3 separate regions of the Homo sapiens genome follow, and all the other regions are linked to region 1. A link is a loop called in an ENCODE intact Hi-C map of the cell type or tissue named here. Cell type or tissue: endothelial cell of umbilical vein. All regions are shown on one strand. Region 1 has its middle 13 kb from the start of MTAP. Region 2 has its middle 7.2 kb from the start of IFNA4. Region 3 has its middle 5.6 kb from the start of IFNA1.

Region 1 (8,000 bases):
ATAGGACCTCAAGGAATTGAGGATGTTGGGGAAGTATAAGTTTATCTTATCAATCAAAGAAATCCAGCCCTGTGGGGAACAATGAAGCCATGAAGGACCTGGATGATGGGGGAAGGTGGAGGATCAAGGGGGTGGAGGATCAAGGGACTGGAGGACTTAAAGGAGTCTAAGAGCCATGAGGGTAGGGTGAGGGAATGTGAAAGAGGGAAGGAGAGGAGGTCCTGGAGGGAGATATCGGAGCTCAAGGTTTTAGAAGAGTAATAAGTTCTAAAGGTTATGGAAAGATCCAAGAAGTGAGCAAGTGAATTAGTCAGATGGGGGAAAGGGGGAAGGTGGTTTGTTTTTTTTTAAATCTCCATGTGTGTATTGTCTACATTCATATTACATCTCCTAGAACTGTGGCAGATAGGACTTGGGGTAAGACGAAGACCATGATACAAGGTCCAGCTGTTGGAGGGGCTGGTAAATCAAAGCCACAGGGATGATCAGAGGATGGTAGAGCCAGATGGAAGAGACCACCTTCTAATAGCATTAGTTTTTCTAGAGGCCATGGAAGCAAACCAACCTGGAGTTGGCAATGAGAAACCAGGAGATTGCTACCCTTCATCACAGTCCCCTAGTATGTAGGGAATGGAAAAATAACAACCTCCTTAAGAGAAAGCTGTAGAGTGAAAGGATAGGCAGATTTCAGTAAAGGAAAATAGATGGAAACGGTGACTTAAAATGAGGGTGAAGTATAAAGAGGCTTACTAATTACTAAACTAGCACTTCATAAGAATGCAGTGGGAAATGTATTTGTAAAGTACTGAGGGAAAGTGGAAGAGGAGTATTTTTTGCTTGCTATATCTTTCTTAATTTTATTGTTAATTGACAATAATTGTATATATTCAGGAGACATATGTATATATATATATATCCTGAATTGTATATATTCAGGAGATGTTATATATGAACATATATGCACATTATAGAATAATTAAATCAAACTGACATATTTTCTATCTCAGATACTTAGCATTTCTTTATGTAAGAACGTTTAAAATATACTCTTTTAGCAATTTTGAAATATATAAAACATTATTCTTAATTATAGTCACCATGCTGTGCAATAGATCACAGACTTATTCCTTCTGTCTAACTGAAACTTTGTGCCCTTTGATCAACATCTTCCCTTTCCCCATTCAAATAATCACTACCTCCAAATCTCCAGCTTCTGGTAGGCACCGTTCTACTCTCTACATCTATGAGTTTGACTTTTTTAGATTCCATATATAAGTAAGATCATGCAGTACAGTATTTGTGTTTCTCTGCCTGGCCTATTCTACTTAGCATAATTTTCTCCCGGTTCATCCTCATTGTCACAAAGGGCAGAATTTCCTTCTTTTCCTAAAGGTTGAATAATATTCAATTGTGTATCATCTTTATCCATTCATTCATAATGGACACTTAGGTTGATTTCACGTCTTGGCTATTGTGAACAATGCTTCAATAAACATGAAAGTGCACATATCTCCTTGACATACTCATTTCATTTTCTTTGGATGTATGTCCAGAAGTGGAATTGCTGGATCATATGGTAATTGTATTTTTGTTTGTTTAAGGAAACTTTGTACTGTTTTCTGAAGTGATTATACTAATTTACCTTCCTACCACTGTGCACAAGGGTTCCCTTTTCTCCGCATCCCCCTCCAACACTTGTTCTCTTTCATCTTTTTGATAATAGCCGTTCTAATAGAAATGACTTGATATCTCATTGTGATTTTAATTTGCATTTCCCTGATGATTGATGATGTTGAATAGTTTTTCATGTATCTGTTGGCCATTTATCTTCTTTTGAGAAATGTCTACTTTGGTCCTTTGCCCATTTTTTAAATCAGGTTGTTTTCTTGCTACTGAATTGTTTTAGTTCCTTATATATTTTGGATATTAGGCCCTTATCAGAAGACAGATTTGCAAATATTTTATCCGAATTCTTGGGTTGTTCCTTTACTCTATTATTTCCTTTGCTGTCCAGAAGATTTTTCTGTTTGATACAGTCTCATTTGTCTATTTTTTCTTTTATTTCCTATGCTTTTTATGTTGTATCCAAGAAACCACTGTTCAGACCAGTATCACAGGGCATTTCCTCTACGTTTTCTTTTAGAAATTTTACAGTTTTGGGCTTTACATTTAAATCTGAAATCTATTTTGAGTTTATTTTTGTATATGGAGTGAGATGAGGGTCTAATTTCATTCTTCTGTGGGTGGATATCCAGTTTTTCCAACGCTGCTTATTGAAGAGACTGTCATTATACCCACTGTGTGTTCTTGAAATCTTTGTCAAAACTACATTGACCACAAATAGGAGTTTATTTCTGAAATTTCTGTTGGGTTCCACTGTTCTATATGTCTGCTTTTATGCCAGTACCATGCTAGGATTTTTAAATTCTTGTTTTTCCTTTTATTTTTAGTTGGCACAAAATAATTGTATGTATTGTGGGATACAGTGATATTTTGGTACGTGTATATCATGTTGTTTAGGAAAAACTCTCAAACCATTTTTCCTGTGCTCTCACACCATAACAATCAACACAGGAGACTTCTGTGATCCAAAAATATGTGTTTATTTTCCCCCTCCAGCAAGCAAGCAGTCAATTCTGCAGGAGGACCCAGCTGGGTGTCCTCTAATTTAATTCCAACTATCTACCCAGATAAATCATCAGATCCCACAGGTTAGGAGCTTACTCCCACAAGCCCATCCCCTCCTTCCCCCCGGTTGCAAGTCCAGGCTTCTGGAACTTCGGACTGACTGGCTTCAAATTGGGGTTCCCGTGAACCTCCTCCCCCCACCTTTGGGTTCGATTAATTTGCTGGAGTGGCTCACAGAACTCAGGGAAACACGTTTACTGATTTATTATGAAGGGTATTTGAAAGGATATGAATAAATATCCAGATAAAAAGATACATAAAGTGAAGTCTAGAAGGGTCCTGAGCACAGGAACTTCTGTTCCCATTCAGCTGGGGTGCACCACCTTCCTGGCACGTGGATGAGCTCTTCATTTCATATCATGGAGATATGGCGGTCCTGTTGTACTGGTGATTGTTTCAAGTGGCTGGACTGATGAGTAGGCATGGAGTATTGGTGATCATCTAAGAAGCATCTTATCCAACTGTGAAAATATCTCTGGAGCAGAGGTGTGCAAAGGGAAATATGATGTTGCTGAGGGCTTCCTAGAGCTCCCCAAAAGTCATGTACCAGATACACAATTTTTTCCTAGACCATCTGACAATAATTGCCACAATTAAGTTAAAGCATTAGACACAAATCTTGCTCGTAAAGTAATATATTCCCATCAAGCTCATTTATCTCTTTATTTAAAAGTGTCGGCCGGGCACGGTGGCTTCCGCCTGTAATCCCAGCACTTTGGGAGGCCGAGGCAGGTGGATCACCTGAGGTTGGGAGCTCGAGACCAGCCTGACCAACATGGAGAAACCCCGTCTCTACTAAAAAATACAAAAATTAGCTGGGCATGGTGGCGCATGCCCGTAATCGCAGCTACTTGGGGGGCTGAGGCAGTAGAATCGCTTGAACACGGGAGGCGGAGGTTGCAGTGAGCTGAAATTGGGCCATTGCATTCCAGCCTGGGCAACAAGAGCAAAACTCCATCTCAAAAAAAAAAAAAAAAGTGTTAGTTTATAATGCACTTAAAGAGGAAGCAACAAGTTGTCTGTTCTGTGTGTCATGAGTGGATTATATTATGTTCACTGATCCAGCCCATCCTCTCCCTCCTCCCCTCTCTTCCCTTCACCTTCTACCCTCTTTTCCTCTCTTCCTCAGGTTACTTATAAGGGCAGCCATCACAGATTTGCTACAACTGAACTGACAAACTCAAAGGACACTTCAAAACAGATTTCAATTGAATTTTGTCTTGAGATTCTTCATTTTTCTTTCCTTGTCATGTTGGCCACAATTTGGTATCCAGTTATCTCAAATAGAGTGTAATTCATAGGTTCATGATATAGTTATGTTCATTAGATGAATGAATAAGTGAATGACTAAATGAATGAATGAATGAAGAACACATTATTATGGTTTTAGTTTTAGCAAAAGAGGAAGTTCAGAAATGCTAAGGAACCTGAACACCAGGGGGCATCAAAAGTTTGCTTTCTTTTTTTTTTTTCTCAAACCTGCCTTTTAAAATAGTCTAAAACTTGAGTCATATTGGCTTCATAAGAGAAAGTGCGAGAGAGAAAGGGGGAAGGGAAAGAGAGAAGTTATAACTTAAAGGTTAATTCTAAAGTGGTAAGTGTACTCTACTGCAGTTTACTTAAGTTGCTTCTACAACAGTGCACGTGGTTTTTCTCATAGTTATATACCAATGACCAGCAGATGACACCACTTCTTATGACCAGCAGATGGCACCACTTGACCTTATGGGTCAAGGAGTACAGTTGTAGGACCAGATTTTGGAGGATAAAGAAACATATATAGGGGATGAAATCTTTCACAAACTTTCTGTAGAAAAACTACTAAAGTAAAGTAAATATTAAGTAGAGAATTAATCCCTGTAGGTCTCAAATACCTTAATTTTTAAAAGGTAGAATTTTAACCAGAGGTATATTGTTCATTTTGAAACAGATAACTAAAATGTTTTTACATGTCAAGTTTAAGCCTCAGAAAAGGTGAGCTGTAATTGATAGAAATAATTTGGATTTCACTGTGTACTTTTAGAATATTCCTTTATCAGATTTTTCAATGACCAATTAATTCACAGATATTAGCCAAAAGAAAGACAGTTGCACACAGACACAATACTGTTAGATTACTGATTAATAGCACTAAATGATTTCCTCCATTGTCCTTGGCTATATAATTTAAGTGTCAACAGAGTACTTCAGGTTCCCTTATGCACTATCAGTTATTTACCTTTTCTAAACATTTAACTACTTTAGTTGGATACTTATAATCAGATAAAAACCGGAACAATGTCTGTAGTTAGAGTACTTGTAGTGCAAAGGAAAATGCAGACCCACTGGTTTTTGAGAGTGACAGCACTTGACCCGAAGCTTTAAACGTGCTTGTGAAACTTCCATCTGGGTGAAGGAGTAGAGGCCAGACTAGCACTTAGTTTCTTTTTAGATCTTCCATACCTTAGTCACGCAGATAAGTAGTAACTGCTTGAATGGGAATAAAAAGCATTCCGTCGGATTTCTGTGTATAATGAAAAGTCCCTGTCTTTGGCTCTTTGATTTCCCACATGAAGCTCAGCTTGGATATTACTACGATAAGAAAGAGCTCTAGAGAAAACAAAAGGGCATATTTGCTTAAATTGCTGTTTGCATCAAAAGAAACTGCTTAATGGGGTTATCGGTAGGTCAGACTGCACCCTGTTTTCACCAAGGCTGAATCAAGACCAGATGAATTCAGGAGGGCTGGGTGGGATTAGAGTCCTTAAGTGGCAGTATTTTAATAAAATTCTTCTTGGCAAAACTATCTCTGAGCTTTCTATTTTATTAGCAACTGAAAGATACATAAGAAAGAGATTGGAAATACTGAAGTGATCAACTACTAGGAAATGAACCTTAGGTTTAATTTTATTTCCACACAAAAAAACAAAACAAAACAAAACCACTGTGCCATATGGGAGAAAACATGATAGAGAAGCAAGGTCTAGACCCATACTCTCTGACTCTACACTATTTGGTGTTGAAGCTTATGACACTCAGCTTCAGTTTCTTCATCTGTAAAATTAGGGTGATTATCCAGGGTTTGTGTGAGAGTTCAAGTTAATACTTGTAAAGCACTTGGAACATGGTAAGTACTGAATGTGTTAATTATGATGATGATGATGATGGTATACTAGCTACTGCATGAGGTGCTGAGAATAGAGATTGAAAAGATACTGTCTCTGCCTTTGGGGAACTTAGAGTCTTTTAGGAGGAGTAAAGAAAATAAATAAGAGCCAAATGTTATAGATATAATAAGGACGTTATATACAGTTTTGGGATAGGGGGTGACAAGGTAGGGTATGGTGAGTTTGGCCTGGGTAGGGGTGAGGGATGCCTTGAAGAAAGGCCCTTGAGCTGAACTGTGCAATATGTATTTGCAGGCAAGAAAAGGGAACAAGGAAGGGCTTTTGGACATGTAGTGAAGGCAGGGCTGGGCAACATGTGTTGAAGGGCACCAAAGTAGGAACCAGTGTGGTACATTCAAAGAGCTGCCGTTCTTGGAATGTGGTTAGAGCACAGGGTGTGAGTATAAGGGGGCAGAGTGAGAGATGAAGCCTTTCGGGCGGACATAGGTCAGAGTCTAGCATTGGAAACAGGAATCCAAGGGTTAATTTGGAAATTAGATGAGGTTTGTTTCGCTCATTCATTCATTATTTATTTATTTATTTATTTATTTATTAGAGGCAAGGTCTCACTGTATTACCCAGGGGGACCTCAAACTCCTGGGCTCTGGGAACCTTCCTACGTCAACCTCCCAGGTAGCTGGAATTACAGACATGTGCCACCGTGCATGGCTAGTATTTTTAAAAAATAAGCTGTCAACATTTACAACTTAGAAACCTCTACATGAAAAAATAGGGATTTCCAAGCTTTCTAGAAAATTTGGAGTGTCTTCCAATATCATTCTCTAATTCCAACACAGTATCAGTGGATGACATGCGCACTGCCCAGTTTGTCCCTGGCCTCTTCGTCTCACATTCAGTCCCAGCCTTGCCTCTAGTCCCACGAGCATTGGTGTTTCTGACCTTTACATAGCACCCTAAAGACTTCTGATATTATTCTACAGGGCACGCAGAGCATTAAAATATTTTAAGAAGGAGGTTCTACTGGAGGAGGGATTGAAGGACAAGATGGTAAATTGTTTTCATGTTTTAACAAAAGTTCTATCATGAGCAATGACTGGACACATACGAGGGCAATTGAGTATCATTGGATTTTACTATTAAATTTCATTAGAAAATATAATCTATTCTTTGAAAATTGGAATATTTAATCTTATTATGGAAGAGTGACCAATCTTCTAGTCAATCCTGTATTATTCTTATTTTTTAGAGTAAGCAAAAGGTCTAAAATTTTAAGAGGAAAGCCCATCCTTCTTTGGCAGCTCCTTTAAGGATCAACAGATAGTCCTCTTGGAACTGATAATGAAATATAATCCAATCTTAACATACCTGGAAAAGGGCTAAAGGGAATGCATACCTACATTTCAACAGGGGAGGAACTGGTACAAAACAACAGTTACTAAGAGGCAACAAAGAATTTCTGGCAGAGTGGGTTTTGCTATCTAAAACCTGCTTTTTCTAATAGAGGCAACTTCTCATCTCCAGATACTCCGTGACTTTCAGGAAGAAAGGCATATAACTTAAATTGAAGTGATAGATAATATAAACCCATGGCCTTTTTGGCTTTTGGGTCAGGCCCCTGTGAAGTTAGCAAAGGCAGCAGAAGCAGCTATGCTTGCATCAGAATGCAGAATGATGCTCATCCTCAGGAAGCATTTCACACCCACTTCCTTTCCATCCATGGAGTAAGGGGACAGGGAAGTTAATTATGAGAAGGGGGATAAACTAATCCTATACTCATTCTCTGGCCTTCTATAAAAACACTGGTTGGTTTTTAGCAGGAAAGTTATGCCAGTTATATTAGGATTCTCCAAAAAAACAGAACCAGTAGGATGTGTGTGTGTGCATGTGTCAAGTGTATGTCACATATGAACACATGTGTATGTGTGTAAGTGTATGTCACACACATGTACTTATATACATATGCATGTATATATCTATATCTATATAGTTGTAGGGGCTAAGTGTGAACTTTGTGGGGCAGGTTGACAGTCTGGAGATTCCGGGAAGAGTTGATGCTGCAGTCTTGAGTCTGAAGACAGTCTGGTGGCAGAATTCCTGCTTTCTTAGGAGACCTCAGTCTTTTTTCTTAAGCCTTCATTTGATTGGATGAGGCCCACTTATGTAATAGATGGTAATCTGCTTTATTCAATCTACTGATGTAAATGT
Region 2 (8,000 bases), 600 kb after region 1:
TACAATGAAGAAGCTGCAGTGAGGAGGGGTAAAGTCACTTGCCCAAGACTGCATAGCTAATAAGTGGCAGAGCCAGAACCTGAGCCCACTGTCCAAGGCGAAGGTGCTTCCTAGCATGGTGGCCACCTCTAGGTAGGAGCTCAGCTGTGCCACCCACTGAGACAGATACACTCCCAACAGCTGTGATTGGGTAGGGTGGCTCCACCTCCCAGATGGGTCCTCAGTTTGCTGAGTGTTGGTTGGATAACTTGACTAACTTTCTCAGCAGTCCTTTGAGCAGCTGAGGTCATACTTAGATGTGACTTACGTGAGACAACAGAGGAGTCCAGGTGAGAGCTGGCAGGCATGGGACCAGGGTGGAGGCGTAGTTTTCCCCACCAGGTGGGTGGAGCCAGGTCTCTTCAAACCAGAGGGCACAATTGCTGTTTTTATTGTTCACGTTGACTGTAGCAAAAATAACTCAGGGCCTGTGAACCTCATCTGTGAAATGTAAATAACCCCTTCTCTGCCTATTTTTTTTTTTTTTTTGAGACGGAGTCTTGCTCTGTTGTGTAGGCTAGAGTTCAAGACCAGCCTGACCAACATGGTGAAACCCTGTCTCTACTAAAAGTACAAAAATTCTCCACCTATCTTACTCTGTAGCTTGGGAAATCACCGAGATAAGAGGTTGGAAGGTGATAACTGTCCAGGCATGCAAGTAGTATGTTTATAGGAATGTGACTGAGCAACAGGGAAATGAGATTTCTCTCTCTCTGTCTCTTTTTTTTTTTTTTTTTTGGAGATAGAGTCTCGCTCTGTCAACCAGGCTACAGTGCAGTGGCGCAATCTCGGCTCACTGCAACTTCCGCCTCCTGGGTTCCAGTGATTCTCCTGTGTCAGCCTCCTGAGTAGATGGGACTACAGGTGCATGCCACCATGCCCAGCTAATTTTTTGTATTTTTAGTAGAGATGGGGTTTCACCATGTTAGCTAGGATGGCCTCCATCTCCTGACCTCATGATCCACCCACCTCGGCCTCCCAAAGTGGTGGGATTACAGGTGTGAGCCACCGCGCCCGGCCGACATTTCATTTTTAACTCGGACGTCAATCAACGTAGCCATATACAGATTTGAAAAGCTTTTCTTTATCTCTGTTAATGGAGAAAAGGAATGACTGCTTTCTTGTCAGAATGAAAGTTTTCAGTTTTAAACTTAACCAGTTCCTGCCATTTTGAAATGTTCACTCATTTCTTACTTTTTTTTTTTCTTTTTTTTTTTTTGACACAGAGTCTCGCTCTGTCACCCAGGCTGGAGTGCAGCGGTGCTATCTCGGCTCACTGCAACCTCTGCCTCCCGGATTCAAACAATTCTCATGCCTCAGCCTCCCGAGTAGCTGGGATTACAGACTCGTGCCACCATACTCAGCTAATTTTTGTACTTTTAGTAGAGACGGGTTTCACCGTGTTTGGCCAGGCTGAGAGGCTAGAGAGAGGGCTCCGTCACCATTTCCCAAGCTCAGAATCCACATAGGCCTTTCCACAGGCAATTCCACTCCCAGGGAACCTGGTGGCTCCAAGAGGAGTTACTAGGGAATTATATTTAGTTAGGTGGCAAGGGCTGGTTAATTATCTCTACTCTTCTTTTGAAAGTAAATTTTATTTTTTTTAATTGCTTTCCTTGCTCCAAAAAAAAACCTTAGAGCAGCAAGAATATAAAAATTCAAAGTAGGTGAGATAGGGAACGTTACATGGCTGTTTAAAAGGAGAAGGCAGATCCACATGTGAGGGCAAGAAAGAGTGCCTACGATCTTATTATTCCAGATTATTACAGTGTGTAGTAAGAATACTGCAGTGGTATGAACATTACGGGCCCCTGGAATCTGAAAAGATGGTGACCTCTTCATAAGCCAGTCTGCAGGGCAAGCACTCAGAAGCAAAGAGGCTTGCCTCAGAGAAAAAGATCCTTGGGACTTTCCAACTCTACTTTTAGGTAGCTCTGATTTGTGTGAGCTTTTCCCATTGAGCATCTTTTACTTTAAAATTAGCTGAAACTTTAAATGTTTAGGACAGAATAAAGTAAAATGAAAAAAAAGAGGGAGGAAAATAAAATAAAAATAAGACCATTATAAAGATGTACCCTATGAAGACATGTCTTTATTAATAAGTCTGAGATTTTTGATAGTTAATGTAAAAGAAGGAAATCAGATCAGTGACACAAGTCACCTTAACCGTTGAATGAAACTGTTTCTTGGCACAGAACAAAATATTTCTCCAGAGGAATTGCACAGAGAAAAGAATCAGTTGACAATAGGTATTAAGCATCAATTATAGGAAATAGAATAACATGGAATTCCTGTCTTCATGAAATGTATACTGTAATGGAGGAGAAAGGATGGTTAAAATAAAATAAATACGAAATTAATTCAAAAAAAAAAACCTAGGTGACGAGTTGATAGGTGAGGCAAACCACCATGGCACACGTATACCTATGAAACAAATCTGCACGTTCTGCACATGTATCCCGGAACTTAAAGCAAAATTTAAAAAGAAAGAAAGTTGGTCAAAATCAGCCGAAAATACAACATGAACCAAGGAAATTCAGAGAGCAGGAGATGGTTGTGTATAAATGAGGAAAAAAGGAGATTAATAATTATTAAGGAAATCCTCACACAAAATTTACACATCTGGTATAAATAATAATAACTTATTTTACATTGAAATTCCATACTGCTTGTATATATTGTTTTTAGGCAGCGTAAAACAACAGAATTCTGTCATGAATTGTAGAGAGGCTGAAAAATTGTCTCAACTCATTTCAAAGTCCTACTTAGTCTGGAATGGTGGCTTGTATAAATACCTGTCAGAGGAGCAGCATCTAGATTGAAGGGCAGAATACACGTGTCGATGGTTAACTGATTCTGGCACCTGGAACATTTGTTTCCTGGCTCTCAGAATTCCAGAGTACACTCCCATATGAAGTTAGTCTCCTAAACTTAAGTAAAGTATACATCTTTGCTGGTTCTGAGAGCTGACACACTTTCCCCTCTCCTCCCTGCTTTTCTGTATCCCATTTTCCACTCCCATATCACACTAGTTTCCTTCCTCTTCCTCTAGAAATGCGCACTGTGCTCTCTTCTTCACTCATCATTAGCCTGCACTGCCTCTTCATACAGCTGTTTTCAGTTCTCTTGTGGGTTTTACCCATCACTTTCCCCTTAAGAGCACAAAATCACAAATTAAAGCAGAAGTTCAGTGAAAGTTCTAGGTTTTTCAGAAGCTCTTTTATAAAATACTCTTTTTCCTTTCTTATGATGAATATTTCTGTAAAAGAGGGAATGTCGCTGTTACAGTGACATAACAGTAGCTTAGCAAAAAAGGAAATAAAAGGCAGGTTCCGTTTTACTTTGAGACTCTTACAACATTTACAGGGAAAGAGAGCCCCCAACTGGTCAAAGTGCACCAAGACAGCAGCCAAGTCTGTGGAGAGCAGGTTATTAATGCAGAAGCAGGCCTCCTGGCAGGAGATTTATCTTCATAGCTAAAAAGAGGCTCTTCCCAAGAAAGAACTGACCCCAGTACTGGAATTAGCCCATTTCCTTAACTTCTGTATCATGGAGAGAGAAAATACTCCCAGCTTCAGGCATGACATGTCGTCTTGGGGCAATGGACAGCTATGGGGAAAGACAAAGGGTCAGGATGTGTCCCTTTCCTCCAGCCTGCCCAGCCTCCCCGGGGCCTCCTAACTTATCCCTTCCTCTATGGATTGTGCTAGACTAGGAATGAGAACAGCCGGTCAATCTGGGTGTAGAACTTCAAGGGAATTTGACTTTTGGTCTCTCTATCAAGGTTGTGGTAGTTTTCATAGATGATATCCTGAAATATATTTTCCAAGTTGTTTGCTTTCTCCGTCTTTTTAAAGGATGCAAGTGACTCTTAGATTTGGCCTCTTTATACAATCCCCTATTTCTTGGAGCTTTTGTTCATTGCTCTTCATTCTTTTTTCTTTATGTTTGTCTGACTGTCTTATTTCAGAGAGCCAGTCTTCAAGTCCTGAGATTCTGTCCTCAGCTTGGTCTATTCTGCTGTTAATACTTGTGATTGCATTGTGAAATTCTTCTAGTAGTGTACCTATACTAGGTCCGTTAGGTTCTTTTTCATACTGGCTATTTTGTCAGTCCACTCCTCTCTCCTTTGATCGTGATTCTTAGTTTCCTTGGTTTAGGTTTTATCATTTTCCTGAATCTCAATGAAATTCCTTTCTATCCTATTCTGAATTATGTTTCTGTCATTTTAGCTAACTCATTATGGTTAAGTACCCCTGTTGGAGAACTAGTGAGATTATTTGGAGGACATAAGATACTTTGTCCTTTTGAGATACTATAGTTCTTCAGTTGGTTCTTTCTCGTCTCTACATATGGGAATGTAGCTTGAGTTCAATCAATAAGTAGACTTCAGTTCTGGATGTGTTCACAGGGCTGCAGCTTTGTGCAGGGTCTTTATTTGAAGCTGACTTGTCTTTGGTTTAATGAGGGTATGTTAGTGACATTTTTTAGTGTCATGCTTTGGGCATGACCTAGTAGGTGACTCTTAGTTGGAGTGGTCAGTTGTAAGGCTCTTGCTCAGTCACGTGGCTCCCCTGTATTTCCCCACGTTTGCAGCCGTGCTCCTTCTCAATGCTATGAAAGTGTGGGCTCCTCTCCCACTGGAGTGCTGACTGTAGCTTGTATCTTGGCACTCCCAGGCTGTACATAACAGCTCTGAGGTGATCTCAGGGTTAATGTTTTCTCCCCGACTTGGAGGCATTGAAGGAAGGGACCTTAGTAGTAGTTGTAACTGAGGGTCTTTTGCTTGTCCCCTGGGGGCTCCACCCCAGAGATGCAGGTGAGCAATCACTCAGAGCATTCAGCTTCGGATGGGGGTGTCTGTGCTGTGGGCCCAAGACAGGGGTTCCCTGCCTGGTGATGTGAGGGGTGGATGGTTGACCAATGGCAGACAGACTGGCCTCCTCTCTTGGGTTGACAGCAGCTTGTTGGAGGTATGCATAAGGCACTTGGGGTCTTGCTCCTTCATTAGTTCCAAGGTAGCTGGGGTAGTACCACTGCAGAGGCAGTGTTAGACAGGCTTTCTGTTACCCCTGGGGTCTCCACCTCCTAGAAATGTGAAGTCATGTTAATGGGAGTGTTTAGCCAGAGGAGTGGGGTGGCTGCACTGCTGGTGTAAGTATGGGACTTCACTTCTTGGGAAACAGGAGGTGGAAAACTTACCAGGAGGAGACTGTTCTCCTCACTATGTGGTAACTGCAGTGTGCTGGAAGTTCAGGTGACTGTGGCATGATGTAAGCTTGTAAACAAAGAGCTTCAGACTCTTTGTCTCTTCCCCAGACCCAAGGCAGCAAGGATAAAACTGCTGCTGTGGCAGTGGCAGAGGTAGGATGGTTGTGGGAGCCTCTCCCCAGGGAAACTCTAGTCAACTACCAGTGGATATGCTCAGCCATGGGTAGGGTGACTGTTCTGCAGTCATGGGCAGGGGGCCCTGCCTCCTGAAGAATAGGGACAGGGATTCTCAGGGAAGAGGGGCTGGACTCCTCTTCATACAGTGGTGATGATGTGCTGGAGGTGCCAGTGTAGTGAATAGGCCTTTGTTCCTTCCCCAGCCGGAGGGCTGCTGGGGCTGTCCCACTGCAACGGTCATGGTGGATGGGTTATGGGTTGACTGTGGGATTTCTTTCTTGGAGAAATGCTGGACTGCCTGATTGAGGAGACGAGGCAAGGGAAGAATGCCTGTGCTGGAGTCTCTGGTCAGGTGGCTCTGCCCACAGAGGAGAGGTGACAACCAGGAACTGCGTGGAGAACAGTGTGGCCACTCTTCTGTGAGGCAGTTGCTCTGTTTTGGGGATCTGGAGCAGCCGCTGTTCCCTACAGACTCCCCAGAGCCTGGAGACAGCAAGGGCAAGAGCTGTGAGAAAGCAAAGATAGCAACCCACCCTTCTCACTGGGAGCTCTGTTCCAGGGAGATGCAGAGCTGCCATTGGCTCAATAGCCCCAGCTGGTAGCTGCAGACCCAGGCCTGGCAGACCCACCCAGTGAGCAGATAGGGGATTAGGGACCCACATAACACACAGTCTGGCCACTTTTCCATAGGGCTGCTGCAATATGCTGGGGGTCCAATCCAGACCATAGTCACCTCACATTTTTCAGTACCTGAAGATATCAACAGTGAAGGCTATGAAACAGTGAAGATGGGGACCTGCCCCTCCCTCTGGGAGCTCTGTTCCAGAGAGGTACAACCTGTTGCCTCCGGCAACATACATGCAGGAGGTGGCTGGAGACCCCGGTGGGGATATCCCTCCCACTGAGGAGAAGCAGCATCAGGGAATCAGGTGAAGAAACAGTCTGGCCACTTTTTGGTAGAGCAGCTGTGCTGTGCTGGGGGTCTGCTACCACCCCCAGCACAAAAGAATGGCATTTGCAAGAATGGCTAAGGCTGCTAAACAGCAACAATGGCAACCTACCATTCCCTTTGGGAGCGCCATCCCAGGGATATTCGAAACTGCTGGCCACTAGAAAACAGTGGTGGAGGTGACTGGAGACCCCAGTGGGGAGATTTCACCCGGTGAAAAGAAACAGGATTTGGGATCGACATGAATAACCAATCTGACTGCTTCCCCGTAGAGCTGCTGGACTGTGCTGGGTGGCTGCTCCAGTCCCTAGCTGCCTTGGACTCCCGAGAACCCAAAGGCTCCAATAGCTAAGATTGTGAAAGAGCAAAGATGGCAGCCCACCCCCTGCCGCAGGGAGCTCCATGTCAGGGAGGTATGAGGCTGCTACCAGTGTCTGGCTGGATTCCCAAGTCAGTGGGTCTTACCCTGAGACAGGCCATGGAAGGTGGGCCTGTCACTTGTCACTGCCCAGCGCCCTGGATGAAACCCCTTTCCTAGGGGTATGTATAGGGGTCTAGCGTCCTGCTTGGCTGGAGTTATAGCTTCTTTTGTGGGGAGGCCTGGGTATCTAAGGCTCCAGGGTACCCATGCATGCGAGAGTGGCTGCTCTGCTGAAACCCTACGTAGCCCTGCATGTCAGACTAAACGCCCTGGTAGAGTGGGTTCACTAGGAGATCTCCTGACCTGAGGATTGCAAAGATCTGTGGGAGAAGCGTGGGTCCCCAGGGCTGCTCACTTACTCACCACTTCCCTGGGCAGGAGAGGCTCCCCTGGCTCTGTGTCACTCCTGGGGGGGCAGTTGTCCTGCCTTACTTTGCTTTATTCTCCATGGGTCAAGTTGTTTTCTTGAGTCTCAATGTGTGCACCCGGTTGTTTCAGTTGAAGGTGCTGTATTTACTTGCCCCTTCCATTTCTCTCCATGAGAGTGGCACACACTAGCAGGTTCCAGTCGGCCATCTTGGCCAATCCTGAAAACTATTTGTTTCCAGCTATAAGCCATGCATAAAAAGAATGCCTTGAGAGAACCTGGAGTGCGGGGTTCATCCCGACCCCAGCTCAGCTAGGCCAGCAGCACCCTCGTTTCCCAATGGTCCTACTGCTTGTTCTACTGGTGGCCCTGCTGCTTTGCCACTGTGGCCCTGTTGGATCTCTGGGCTTTGAACTGCCTCAGAACCGTGGCCTACTTAGCAGGAACACCTTGGCACTTCTGGGCCAAATGTGCAGAATCTCCACTTTCTTGTGTCTCAAGGACAGAAGAGACTTCAGGTTCCCCCTGGAGATGTGGATGGCAGTCATTTGCAGAAGGCCCAGGCTGTGTCTGTCCTCCATGAGATGCTTCAGCAGATCTTCAGCCTCTTCCCCACAGAGCGCTCCTCTGCTGCCTGGAACATGACCCTCCTGGACCAGCTCCACACTGGATTTCATCAGCAGCTCGAATGCCTGGAGTCTTGCTTAGGGCAGGCAACAGGAGAGGAAGAATCTGTGGGGGTGATTGGGGCCCTATACTGGCCTTGAGGAGGTACTTCCAGGGAATCCATGGGAATCCAGAGAATCTACCTGAAAGAGAAGAAATACAGTGACTGT
Region 3 (8,000 bases), 360 kb after region 1:
CAGAGTTTTACAGATTAGATTTAACATCATGAAAGCTGGTACAATCCAGGAATCAGAGGAACTGTCCCTGAGGACACAGGACTTCAGGGACATCAATTATTAAGAGGCTACATGAAAGCAGAAATGCTCCTGGATGTTTCCATTGTCTACACATAAAGTTTCAACAGATCAGCCCCAGCAAGTATAGGCACATTCCTCACTACTGTGGGTGATGAGCTTTTCACTCAAAGCAGAGATGTGAAACCTGACAGGTTTCAAAGACCACCTAAGTGCTCCATACCTTGACAGTCACTCCCACAAAGCTGAAACACCATCTGTTCCTGAGGGATCAGGTCATCATCTGTGACTTTGAGACACTGGCCAGTCAGGCTTCAGTTGACATGAGGCCAGTGATTTTAAGTGTAAAATGCCCAAACCATCATACTCATTAGGTAGATATTTGGAGGCCTGTGCACTTAAATGGGTTAGTGAAATGTCACACCAGACATATGACTGGGAATAGGGGTTTCCTCCTCTGCTCTTAGCAGCACCTTGGTAATCCAATAATTACCCTCCCTCATGCCTCCACATCCACATCTGCGAAAAAGGCACTGGTGAGTAGGACATTTTCATGAAGCCATAACCCATGGTTACTCCCTGCAAAGCTCTGAACTTGTGCATCCCCAGGCCAGGGGGTGGGTGTCTTTCAAAGGTGGCTGAACTTGCGCTCTGCTTGGAGAGAGTGGAAGGCAGCAGCACAGTGGCAGCATCTGGGACCTCAGGCCATTTCCCACAGCCAGTTAGGAAAGCAGGTGGCTCCAGGGGCTGGAGGAGGTATGATGCTCTTGGAAGACCCCAGGTGCTTGTATTTGTGACACGCTGACTCCCTTAACCGCAGGCTTCCTGCTTGTCATGTTGGAAGTTTGATTTCTCACAGACCAACAAAGGGCCAGTCGCCTCTCCCGGCCTCTGTGGCAGGGTTGTACTTAACTTTTAATTTTGTTGCATGTGTGAAATTTTTTAACTTCACTAGCTGCTAGTCACCTAAATATTGTCAAGACTTTTTTCTTCGATGCTTGACCTAATTATTGATGTGCTGAACAATTTTTGTAGAATTAATAAAATATAAATTATCCTCAAAGCCCACAACACAGTTAGAAATGCTAAGGATCAAAAATAAGCAACAACTATAAGATGGCCAGTGACAAAACATATGTATGCAGAGGACACATCTCTTGATATGACTGTGAGATCTAGTAAGCCTTGGAAAGTACTGCAATCACAGCCACTCATTTTCCATAGGTTTGTAACACTGAACTTATATACATTTTGTGTATCTTCCATGAACTTAATGTCAATGCTTCTCATGTGATACACAAGAAAACCCAATGGGGAGAAAACAAAAAACTAAGGAATAAGACTTTGTTAGATAGGGTTGAACTTTGAAGGGCCACAAATCATTTAAATCTGTAAGATTTGTTCCCACTCTCAAGAACTACACTTTTACACCCTTGGGAGTAGCATCATACTCAATGAGAATACACAATTGAAAAAATATCCTCAATTTGATTAAAAACACTTTTTTGCATGAAAATTCAAATTTCCAAAGAAACTTCAGAGGTTCTTTGTTGATTCTGATCCAACTAAAGGAAACCATCTTTGTCCTAAATGTTCATAATGAGATGTAAATGTTATAACATAAATGACTTGTACAGTTGTTTTCCATAGCATGCCAGACATGATATCTTTCTTTCTCTTTTCATAAAAAGCAAAAATTGTCACTTTTTGCACCCTAATGAATGGGGACAAAAATAAAACAAAAATATATCTAAATGTGATTAAAATGTAAATGGAAGTAATATCCCACTAAGAAAAAACAATGACAAAATGTACCTTAGCTGCATTCAGCCCAGCCATGATGGAGGTTAAGGGGTGGGAAAGAACAGAAGCAAAATGGTAGAAGGGATATAGGTCAAAGGTAGCAAATAAGTATGGGCTGGAAGAAAAGTAATTACTCCTGGTCCACAGGGTGTTTTCAGATTTACTGAAGCCCATCTTGCAAACACACCAACTGCAAGCATTTATACACAAGAAAGGCAAACTTTAGAGAGTGCAATATTCTCTCTGGAAAATAGTTAAGTGTTCATTGCACCAAGCTCTCCACTAGTGGATAAGTACACTCCAAAGATCAATTTTTTTCTTGTTATATTTCTAATAAGAAACAAGAGACTTGATAATTTCAAAGGACACTTCCCCAACTTAATAGAGTTATATAATAAAGATAATGTTAATAAGAGGAATGAGATATCTAAACTCTAGACAGTCTTTATTTTCAGTCAGACACTGTTTTTAGCACTTGCATAATCGATGCTCACTTAGCCAATAAAGAATACTTTTGTTTTTCGTATTTACTGAACATCTACCATGTCCCTAACCCCATTTATTCACTGGAGATATCACTGACCAAGGCACACAGTGACAGATTTTACTATTGTCCCCATTTACAAAAGAAACAATGAAAGCACAGGAAGCTATTAAGTTTTGGAGCTACAGTTTGGATGCAGAAAATTCAACTCTGAAGTCTTAGCTCTTACATGCTCTCTGGGAATATTTCGGGCCATAAGAACCAGAGCTGATTTATAGACCAGTCAATCCTTTCCTAGTAGAGTCCTGCCTATGTAATGACAGAGTCTTTCTCTTCAGTTTCCATTTGTCTCCTTCACTGTAATGCCCCATTTGCTCATGGCAACATTACAATGAAATTGGGCCCCGCTTTACTTATGCTCCTTGTAAAGGAGTATATACGTTATATTCTAGTTTTGTCTTCTTGAGGATACACTATCATAAACATGAGTGTATTTGTAAAACATGTTGTTTGCCCCAGTAAATGTATTCATAAACCCTATATATTTCTATCCATTTAAAATTCTACATAGTACTATTCTTTTAATCAAATATGCACCATACTTTAGATTTCCACCTGTGTAGCACAAATTTAAGAAAGAACAAGTCATTGTCAGGCTACAGACATGAACTAAATCAGAGCTAAACCAATGAACTAAGGCTCAGAGCTCAGGGAGAGCACACCTGGAAAGGTTAACTAAAGTAAAGGAATTATTAAAGGTGTGGAAATGGAAACACTTCTGGAGAAATGAGGAGAGTCCATGGCATTAGAGGATGAGGACTGAGATGACAAAAGACCCTGAGTCACCTGACTTGCCAGCTGGTTCATGCCTTTTATGTTGTAGGTCACCAGAGTATGCTGCAGTGTTGATTGTACTGCCTTAATTTAAGGATCTGGTAAAGAAAAATTTATTCTGACACTTGGTATAACAGTAAGGAAGGCTTTATTTAAAAGTATTGCAACAGGTGTCAAAACTATCATGATAGGTGCATTAGTTCTTGCATTACTATACAGAAAAACCTGAGGCTGGGTAATTTAGAAAGAAAAGAGGTTTAATTGGCTCACGATTCTGCAGACTCTACAGGAAGCATGGCTGGGGAGGCCTCAGGACACTTACAATCATGACAGAAGGCTAAGGGGAAGCAGGCATGTCCTTCATGACCGGAGCAGGAGGAGAGAAGCAGGGGAGGTGCTGCACAATTTTAAACAACCAGATCTTGGAATAACTCACTCTTGCCATGACACCACCAGGGGGATGGTGTTAAACCGTGAGGAACCGCCCTATGATCCAATCACCTCCCACCAGGCCCCGCCTCCAACACTGGAGATTACAATTCCATGTGAGATTTTGGCGGGGATGCTGACCCAAACCATATCAATACGGGAGAGAGACCCATTGGTGCTCAGCTCATAAATCAGCAAAGACAGCCTGGGGTTTATACCCAACAAGCAGAATGAGGGGGTCAGTGGATAGAAAATCACTAAAAGGAGACATCAAAGGTAGGGGGATCCTTGCTAACCTGAACATAATTCTTTCTAAAGGCAAGCCAGGGTAATTATATATTGAGTGCGTGGGATGAGGATTTGATCAGATATCAGATTTTCATTAATTAAATTAGAAATATCTTTTTTCCTAAAAAACTGAAGTGTATGTAGAAATGTGAATACTCATACACAAAAATGCCCACATACATTTTTTTCATATATAAATATTCTCTTCTATGTCAGGAGCAAAATTTTTGCCCTGATTCTAAGCTACATTTTACTCTCCATGCTTTACATAGGAAATCAGGCGCCCTCTACCGGATAGGTTTCTGTATTTGGTTGGCAATTTACCAGACCATCTGCGACAATAAGCTCTTTAGAACAAATAATTGGGTTTTGTTAACTCTTTTATTCACAGTAGAAGCTGTGATCATGTTTCTCTTTCTTCTAAAATACATTCATGCGGGTCCATATGATTACGCCTCACTGGGGCCACCAGGTCAGGATTACTATAGACATAGCCCTTTCTTCCCATAATGTTCTTACTGAGTGCTCCTCAGTCTGTGATAATATCCTGCCAAGACCAGCCCGGTCAGGGCGACCCTAACCCAGGGGCGCTAGAGGAATTAAAGACACACACACAGAAATACAGAGGTGTGAAGTGGGAAATCAGGGGTCTCACAGCCTTCAGAGCTGAGAGCCTGGAACAGAGATTTATCCACATATTTTTACAGCAAGCCAGTCATTAGCATTGTTTCTATAGATATTAAATTAACTAAAAGTATCCCTTATGGGAAATGAAGGGATAGGCCGAATTAAAGGAAAAGGTTGGGCTAGTTAACTGCAGCAGGAGCATGTCCTTAAGGCACAGATCACTCATGTTATTGTTTGTGGCTTAAGAATCCCTTTAAGCAGTTTTCTGCCCTGGGTGCGCCAGGTGTTCCTTGCCCTCATTCTGGTAAACCCACAACCTTCCAGCATGGGCGTTATGGCCATCATGAACATGTCACAGTGCTGCAGAGATTTTGTTTATGGCCAGTTTTGGGGCCAGTTTATGGCCAGATTTGGGGGGGCTTGTTCCCAACAATATCCCTAGCAAGAATCCTGGTCTTTTCCAGGTGCATGGGGATACGGCGATTCAAATTCTAAGATAATTGTATTTTCCCACCATCACTTCACTCACAAAGTTTTTATCACATCCAGTAACACCCTTTCCTCTAGAGTGACAATGTCCTCAACTCAAGCTCTCCCCAGCTCATTCCCTGAGGCAGGCTGACAACTTTTGAACTCTTTCACTAAGGAGGGGACTATTTCCTTGAGCCAAAATAATTAGTCCTCTAAGACCCTTGCCCTTTCCCCTAGAGTGTTTGTGTGAAGGACTCTGCTTCTCAGTGGTTACCTCCTCCTGTCCTGACCCCATATCCCCAGGTATCAAATGTGTCCACAGTGCTCAGATACTGATAGCAAAATTTGTTTTGTCTAAGTAGGTGGAAGAATTATTCAATTGCAATAATTTTTACTCAAGTAAGCAAACAATTTGTATTTTGCCAAGTATAGCTTTTATTGCTCCAGTCTTATTTTTATTATCCAATACTTAAAACTATTGAATACTTGTTATATTTGACCTTTCAGAGCTAGGCACAGGGGATTCAATGATGATTTTGTCTCTCATAGAAACTAATATGACAGAAACTAGTGACTTTCAGTTGTTCATCCACTCAGCATGATTCTCTTAGGGTTCTTTGTTACTCTGTCTCACCCTGGTAATGCAAGGCAGTTAGGCCCAGGCTATTATGTCAGGGAGAAATAGCCTTCTTTCCTTTACTCATTTGTGGTTTTCCATTTTAAATTTTTGTATAATTTCTGTTCACATGATTTACTTACTGGGCAAAGTTTGTCTTACTCTTTCTGTATTACATTCTAATTCATGATGAAGTAACACAAATAAAAAGAAGTAAAAGGCAAATAAGCCACATAGTTTTCCTCTGTACTTTTCAAGATTTCAGATTTTTAGTTTCTCATTTGAACTTTCCTAAAAAGCAAAACATGACATTATTTGTGAGCAAACAGAAAACAAACGTAAGTACAAATGTCATGAAAGTGAAAGAGGGAAGTGACTTTCTAGTGACAAAATTGCAAAGCGTAAGCTAGCAAAATTCAATGCAACCAAATTGAGGAGTAGGTGCTCTGGCAAAGAAGAAGAATGAAGGCCAATGTTGAGGTATACAAAGGCAGGGAAATGGCAGCTTCTGCTAGAGGCTCCAAGAAGAGCAACTCCTGGGTCAATGAACTGCCCTCAGTTTTGCAAAACCAGCTACATGACGTTTCTTTCATTGAGTCCACATTACTTATTCCCTTGCATTTTATTATAATATGTATTTTTTATTTTTCTAATACATAATATTTGTACATATTTATGCGGTAATGTGCTATTTTAATACATGCATAGGATATGTAATGATCAAGCCAGAGTATTTAGGATACCTATCACTTTTAGTATTTATATTCTTTCTTCATGTTGGGAACATTTCAACTCCTCTCTTCTAGCTATTTTTTAAATATATGATACATTGTTTTTAACTATAGTCACCCTACCATGGTATCTAACATTAAAACTTATTTTTTCTATCTAACTGTATGCATACATGTCATCAGCTCTGAGGAGAAAAGGGAGGAGTCACACCAACTGCCTCCCAAGAGACAGGCAATCAGACCCCAGTTGTTATAACACCAATCCTCTCTGGCAAGGTAATGGATATTACCTTGCCTGAACACTCTACCAAGTTAATAAATCTACTCAGGCAAGGAAAGGCAATAAAAAAATTTCTTCCATAAACCTACAGTTAAAAGAGAGGGAATTAGATTATCCCAGAAGATTCTGCTCTTAACCTGGCTAGTAGTAATTGTGATATTTTTTAAAAAAAGTAGATTAAAAAAATTTAAAAAAAAACAAGATCGCATGCTTGCAATGAATGATACACTATTCTAAGATCTTTACAAATATTAATTCAGGCCTGGGATATGGTCACACAGCTGCTCAGCCATCCTGGGGATATGTCTGCCGGGGTGGCCCATGGGGTTGTTTCTCAGGCCAGGGACTCAAGCACAGGGCATCCAAACTGGAAAGGAGGAAGTCAAATTGTCTCTGTCTGCAGACAATATGTTCTTATATGTAGAAAAACCTACCAAAGAGAGGCTCTTTGGAGAGGCTCTACCAAAAAACTCTTAGAACTGATAAACTAATGCAGAAAAATTGCAAGATACAAAATTAACATACAAAATCCATCACATTTCTATATACAAGCAATGAACTAGCTAAAAAAGAAATCCAGAAGGCAATCCCATTGACAACAGCTGCAAATACAATAAAATACCTAGGAGTACATTTAACCAACAAGATTAAAGAGCTCTACAAGGAAAACTATAAAACACTAATGAAAGAAATTGAGAAAAATACAAACAAATGGAAAGATATCCCATGCTCATGGATTGAAAGAATTAGTATCATTAAATGTCTATATTACCCAAAGCAATCTACAGATTCAATGCAATCCCTATGAAAGTACCAATGATTCTTCATAGAAATTGTAAACAATATACTAAAATTTGTATGGAACCATAAAAGACTTCGAATAGAAAAAATGATCCTGAGCAAAAAGAACAGCTGGAGGCATCATGCCACCAGATGTTTTGTATGACCAAGATGGAAAAATATTTTCCATTTCCTGCACTGAGGCAGTGAATGCTTTTAAAGGGCAGCTTACCAATGAGTTTGGCGTTAATGCCAAACTCAGCCCACCTACCTAATATGGTGGTTTTTATTTAATTTATAAACTCATCTTATTAAAAATCATAAAATAAAATTGTAGTATTGAAATAAACATATCATTAAAATCAGCACTAATTGATAAAATGATAAAAGCATTATTATTTTACCAAACATGTTCTTTGGAACCTAATCCTCAGGAAGTGGAAAGTAGGCACTTTAAATGTGCCAACCAAGTGTAGAAGGCACCCACTGGGAAAAAAAAAAGAATTGAGCCACCAATGATCTATTTTCAATTGAGTTAAATAAATTTTAATAAAGGTCTTTGCTGCTATTAGCAGTTGTGATCACCAAATACCCACATTA

What was found. A loop is a pair of places that touch in the nucleus more often than their neighbours do. Peaks named below come from ENCODE experiments on the same cell type or tissue, not always from the same donor. Only the 100,000 strongest peaks of a DNase experiment are listed, where the experiment ranks them.
Region 2: it touches region 1 in a loop (6-fold over the local background); 15 of 110 quality-filtered maps call a loop at or near these places.
Region 3: it touches region 1 in a loop (13-fold over the local background); 12 of 110 quality-filtered maps call a loop at or near these places.

Annotation. Positions count from the first base shown.
Region 1 is chr9:21,786,007-21,794,006 of GRCh38, reverse strand. No RefSeq gene overlaps it. Among named protein-coding and RNA genes, the nearest start is that of MTAP, 13 kb to the left of the region's middle. In endothelial cell of umbilical vein, CTCF peaks have their summits at 4,148 (motif pointing right) and 4,351 (motif pointing right); a DNase peak (open chromatin) is centred at 4,226; H3K27me3 peaks cover 476 bases.
Region 2 is chr9:21,190,748-21,198,747 of GRCh38, reverse strand. It overlaps the pseudogene IFNWP9. Among named protein-coding and RNA genes, the nearest start is that of IFNA4, 7.2 kb to the right of the region's middle. RefSeq lists an enhancer at 3,309-3,368. In endothelial cell of umbilical vein, a CTCF peak has its summit at 3,431 (motif pointing left); no DNase peak of the experiment used is centred here.
Region 3 is chr9:21,430,829-21,438,828 of GRCh38, reverse strand. No RefSeq gene overlaps it. Among named protein-coding and RNA genes, the nearest start is that of IFNA1, 5.6 kb to the left of the region's middle. In endothelial cell of umbilical vein, a CTCF peak has its summit at 4,193 (motif pointing left); a DNase peak (open chromatin) is centred at 4,198; H3K27me3 peaks cover 1,477 bases.